Linked DNA regions of Homo sapiens: region 1 is linked to region 2. The links are chromatin contacts, found by Hi-C or POLR2A ChIA-PET in ENCODE. All regions are on one chromosome and are shown on one strand. Each heading gives the region's core, a stretch centred on a gene start or an enhancer-like site at or near the end of the contact. The rest is flanking DNA. Distances are from core to core; before and after follow the strand shown. Region 1 overlaps UVRAG (UV radiation resistance associated). Region 2 holds the start of DGAT2-DT (DGAT2 divergent transcript).

The links. A loop is a pair of places that touch in the nucleus more often than their neighbours do. ChIA-PET counts read pairs that join two places held with the same protein, here RNA polymerase II (POLR2A). Pooled maps may share reads with other maps.
Region 1: a loop to region 2 is called in a map with no recorded cell type, with 5 times the contacts of the local background. The contact joins the enhancer-like site here to the promoter of DGAT2-DT in region 2. A Hi-C loop is called at or near these places in 1 of 168 maps with a recorded cell type or tissue (Caco-2), 6 of 37 single-sample maps with no recorded cell type and 9 of 50 pooled maps. POLR2A ChIA-PET finds 5 or more read pairs at or near these places in 6 of 52 experiments (HEK293, OCI-LY7, activated B cell and 2 more).

What each region holds. Positions count from the first base shown.
Region 1 is chr11:75,872,136-75,874,835 of GRCh38, reverse strand. The region is part of intron 3 of UVRAG (UV radiation resistance associated); the gene reads right to left. Among named protein-coding and RNA genes, the nearest start is that of UVRAG, 58 kb to the right of the region's middle. RefSeq lists an enhancer at 760-1,261. Within about 2 kb of position 1,300, at least 4 of the 41 ENCODE cell types and tissues checked have a DNase peak (open chromatin) inside an H3K27ac peak, as active enhancers do; they include OCI-LY7, where a contact is called at or near this core.
Region 2 is chr11:75,767,395-75,770,094 of GRCh38, reverse strand. It overlaps DGAT2-DT (DGAT2 divergent transcript), which reads left to right and starts at 1,448. Exons shown (of 4, transcript NR_046090.1): 1 at 1,448-1,601. It overlaps DGAT2 (diacylglycerol O-acyltransferase 2), which reads right to left and starts at 1,317. Exons shown (of 8, transcript NM_032564.5): 1 at 983-1,317. The coding sequence starts at 1,103. RefSeq lists silencers at 998-1,237, 1,318-1,427 and an enhancer at 1,514-2,014.

The DNA.
Region 1 (2,700 bases), core at 51-2,550, 100 kb before region 2:
CCACGTTGTTGAACTGCATAATTCCCTGTGTCTCAGAATCTTCAGTTATAAAACTATCACCTCACAGGGTTTTTATGAAGCTTGAACAGAATAGTAATAAAAAACTAATTACAGCAATAGCTACTATTTTAATACTTACTAGTGACAGTCACTATATAAAGTATTAATAATAGATAAAAAGGGCATAGAGAATGCTTATTCTAGCACATACAAATATTTAATCTGCTGAATAAGCCTTGTTAATCCTAACAATAAATCCACATGAAGTAAATAAGACAATTTGTTAATTCTAATAGTTAAGACGAAATACCATATTTCATCAAATCCAAGACATCACCAATCATAAAATGCATCATAATTGTATATACAACCAAAAAGAACTGGTTTTAAGATGCATCTAGATTGTGCAGGAATGTTAAATTGTGAAAAATTAAAAATCAATAAAACACAGAAACTGAGTCTTCTTGCCTAAGGTCACTTAGTAAAAACAGTATCAGAATTTGAATCTAGTTCTCTAGAATTTGTCTCATGTTCATTTTGTGTGTGTGTGTTGTTGTTTTTTTTTTCTCTTTCTACCAAATTACAAAAGACAGAATTTAGAACAAAGGCGGGCTAAAGAGAATGTCAACAATTTCCTTATTTTATATCTCACAGCCAGAGGCAGAAAAGGAAGAAAGAACTCTGCCCTCTGCCTATGCCCTATTCTCTGAGAGAAAGAACTGGGGAGACTCCACAGGTCTCACACTTGCTCTTGCTGCTCCATCACCAGACTCTACAGCTGACTAGAGCTGAGACAAAACAAACGACTAAACATAATAGCAAAGCCTAGACCACTACTACAAGAATGAAGCATTCATTACAGATTAGCTAAGAAGGAACTGGCCCTTCACTGGTTCACCCAACTGTCCACCGAGGACGCTGAGAAAACTGTAGCTAGGAATGCTGGGGAAAAGCCTTCTAGCCTGCAGCCTGAGGATGTGCCTGCTCCCCTGGAACTGAGTACCCTTCACCAACTCTACCTTACATGAGTAATGGCAATCATTTGTGAGCCATTTACTACATGCTGAGCACTATACCGGATTTAATTTAACATGAACTACAGGACAAACAAGCAAGCTGCGTACAACATAGAAAGAGACAAAATGAGGGCTTCCTCTAGCTTACATATGCTAGGAATGAAAGCAATAAAAGGGACCTTTGAATTTGCCTAGTCCACCTCAAGTTCTGAAATGAGGAAGCTGAGAGCCTCTGGTGGGACCCCCTCCCTGCCTCTACCCCCACCCATTCTTTTCCTGGTTAACGTTTCTCTGACCACTAGGTTTCAGTTCAAACATCTCTTCCTCAGAAGCCTTCCCAATTCTCTTTAACTGTCAGCCTTCTCTGCCTGCCACCGACTGCGAGGATGGGGCTTTTTTTGCTATTGTTTTCCCAAGTAGATAATACAGTAACCTGGAGACAAAGTAAGTATTCAAATATTTGCAGAATTAAAAAAAAAAAACTATTCCTGGCACTTTGCTGCAACAAGACCTAATCACTTTGGGGTCAAAAATATTAAATTTAAGGCCAAGACCAGAAAGCATAGCTTAAGATTCATTTGGAAAAAGTGATTCGCTTTCTCACCTAATATGAATCATGCTTTATAAATAGAGAATAAAAACCATTTTACTCATTTTTACTACTGGTATAATTATTACAAGAAAGGGGGAACAATGAAAGCTGTGTGTTCACTGATGTCCATGGGGCTGGCTGCCGCTCCTCTATGCTCCCATAGGAACCTGTGAGTGGTTAACTTTCTTACGGCACCTGGCATGACACATCACCATCACTGATTTTTTTGCCTGTCTTCCCCTCCAGAACGTGAGCTCCTCAAAGGCAGGGATTTCTACTAGCGTATTTATCCTCTACAATATCCAGCACCATTACCAAAGGTTCAGTGTGCCAGGTACTATACTACTAATTTGACTATATATTCTTACTTAATCTTCATGAAACTCAAGAGTCCTGTGAAACAGACAGCACTATCCCAATTTTTCAGGAGAAGCTGATGCTAAGAATTATTAAGTCACTTGTCTAACGTCATATGGTTGGTTATATCTGGAACAGGAAGACAAAGTCAATATCTGACACTGACTCTAAAATCATGCCAGCAGGCCGGGAGTGGTGGCTCACACCTGTAATCCCAGCACTTTGGGAGGCTGAGGCAGGCAGATCACAAGGTCAGGAGATTGAGACCAGCCTGGCCAATATGGTGAAACCCCACCTCTACTAAAAAATACAAAAATTAGCCGGGCGTGGTGGGGCGCGCCTGTATCTCAGCTACTCAGGAGGCTGAGGCAGGAGAATCGCTTGAACCTGGGAGGCAGAGGTTGCAGGGAGCCGAGATCGCACTACTGCACTCTAGCCTGGGCGACAGAGTGAGCCTCCGTCTAAAAAAAAAAAAAAAAGGCAGCATTAGATCACTTTTGTATACGAGGAAGGCCATGTTGTGGGGACTGTCTAAAGTAAGAATAATGGAGCCTTATGTCCCAGGCAGCCCCTGAAGTTCGAATATAATATAATCATTAATGTTCCTCATGATAACCTTGACTTGTTGAGAAAAGGTTGAATAATCTTCCCCTATTTAAGAAAGGGGAGAGGAAGGAAATCCATTAAAAGGTAATATGGATATGAAAAACTCAAATGGTAATATTTTACTAAACT
Region 2 (2,700 bases), core at 199-2,698:
AAATGCTAATAGGAAGGTATCTTTGGATAGTCGATTTACCAGAAATTTTTTTCATTTGTCTATATTTTCAAAAATTCCATAATTAGCAAGCTTTATTTTTGTAACAAAGGTGGGCGGTGTAGGCGACCGTTAGTTACTAAAGAAAAATCCATGTCAGAGAGGCTCAGCAAACAGAATACAGACTTAGAAAGAGGGAGAGGGGCTTCATGCAAGACACACACGCAGACCAGGACAGCTGTGATGACTTCCCAGGGTCTACCGGATTTGTACTTGAATCCAGGGGTCAAGGCATCAGCTAAGGAAAACTTAGGCATGCTTCCTCCCACTTCAGTTTCTCCAGCTCTAGGTAAGGGAGGTGGGGGTTGGAAGAGTTGCTATTCCTCGCTTGGGAAAAGCTGCGGGGGGTGCGGGGCGGGGGTTGATTTCAACTCTGCGCGATTCACTGAGGACCTCAGTTCTACCTTGGAGGACATGCAGGGTCCTCTCCGCTGCCTTCTAAGCATGCCAGGCTCAAGAGTTGCTGCTATGTGGGCTCCAGAGCCTGGGCGAGAGGATGGATGTGGGACAGAGGACAGGGCAGACACACCTGTTCCAGTCGGGCATGTTCCCCGTCTGGTGGCTGTCTCAGGAGACGGCAAAACCCATACCATCCTGCCCATCCAGTCTATCACTGCCAAAGCTCGCTCTACCTGGTGAAGGGAGAGGGGAGGGAAGTGCCAGGGGTCACCAGCCGCAGTGGGGGCTGGGGAGGAGTTCTCGAATATCCCTAATAACTAAGAATGGTGGGTGGTACCGCTCCCACCTCACGGATGAGGGAAACAAGCTGGGGGGCGGGTGGAAAGCGATGTAACAGAGGTCGTAAAAATTGATGAGTGCCACAGTGGAGAATGAACGTGGACTCATCAGTACCCACCAGCCTGCCACAGGGCCCTTTCCAGAAAATCTTCTCGCAGGTCCATAACCCCTGCGCCGTGGCACTCACCCCATCTCCCAGACCCCTCGCGCGACAGCGCAGGTCCTCCGTGAGAGCGCTGGCTCCGGTCAGCCTCGGCCTGACGCTCGCCGCGCAGGACCCCGGAGTAGGCGGCTATGAGGGTCTTCATGGCTGAAGCCCGCCCAGTCACGGCCCCGCGGGAAGCCGCTTCACCCCGCGCCCCTGGCCCATGCCCCGGCCCCCGGGGCCAGGGCTTCGCGCAGAGCACAGGGGTCCCGGGACGGCGTCGAGGCTGGGCGGCTAGGACACCTGGAGCTGCGGCCGGCGGCCAGTGGTGGCGCGAGAGAAACAGCCTAGACCCCAGCAGAGGCGGCAGCCGCGGCGCTGGCGTCCCGGAGCGCAACACTTTATCACCTCACAACGGGGCAGGCGCCGACGCGGCGGGCGGGGCGGGCCGTTCTAAGCCGCCGCCCGCGCCACTTGCTTGTGGGGGAACCGCACCTGAGGCTCTGCTTGGCGCGGGCCCGGGGCTGGCCAGCAGCCTGCTCCGCGCGGATCCGGGGAATGCGTGAGAGGAGAGCAGCTCTGAGCCCTGCTTCCAAGGGGCGCGCCCGGTTATTCCCCTCGCTCCCTCAGTCCGACCCCGGGCGCTCCCCCGCGGAGATTGGTACGGCCCGGCGGCCAGTACCCGGGCGGGGAAAACCAAGCACGTGCGGTGCAGGCAGAGGGCGTGCAGGGGGTCGGGCCTTTACTCTTTAGGAGGGGCTGTCTTTTGGCAGCAAAGATGCGAAGGTCCCGCTTTTGGTCACTGGTATCAGGATTAGTTAGGTTAGGGCTGGGTATCTCAACCACCCAAACTGCTTCTGGCTTTCCATCTCTTTATTAAGAAACCTCACAGAGCACCTATACCCTGCTGGGTGCTGGGGACCCAGCCAGATCAGCCCAGGTTCTGCCCTTGGGATGCTCACGCTGGGGGGCAGCAGAGACAGCCGCACACAGTCACTGGTGACAACGGCCGGGACAAGCGAGAAACCAGGGGGCTATGGAACCACAGAGTAGAGAAGACTCTGCCCTGGGCTGGGGGAGTGGGGGCGCTGGTGCACTTCCCAGAGAGGTTGGTGCACAGCAGGTTTGGAATCAGATAGACTAGGAGTCCAGTTCTTGCCCTGCCTCTCTTGAGCCTCAGTTTCCATATCTGTAAAATGGGAATAATAATTATTATTTTTGTGAGGTACTTTGAGAAGTAAATGAGATAAGGTATAAAAAGAGCCTAGGTAGTGTCTGGCACATAGAAAGCATTCCAGAATGGTTTGCCCATTAATGAATAGGAATTTTGCAGATGGAAGGTGTGAGGGCAAAGCAGAAAGATAGGCATAAAGTGTTAGAAAAGCCAGCATGTTTGGGGCAGGGCTGGGGGCCCTGGAGTGGCTGGAGCCCAGGCAACTGTGGAAAATGAGGCTGAAGTGAGAGGCGCGGGTGCTTGAACTGAGAGAGGTTTGGGAGTGCCACTCTTGAGATATTGGGGGGGAGCCGGGTCTTGGGAGAGCTTTAGTAGGGAAATGGCTGGTCAGGTGGGTTTTAAGTGTCCTTAGCCATGGTATGGGAAATGGACAGGAGAGGCTGTAGGTCAGGAGGGCAGTGGGGAGGCTGTAGGGGCGGGGGATCCATGTGAGAGAGGATGAGCCTCAAGGCACGGCAGTGGTAGAGGGAATGGAGGGAAGGCCTGATCTAGGGAAGAGCATAGGAAGCGAGATCCACCAGCATGT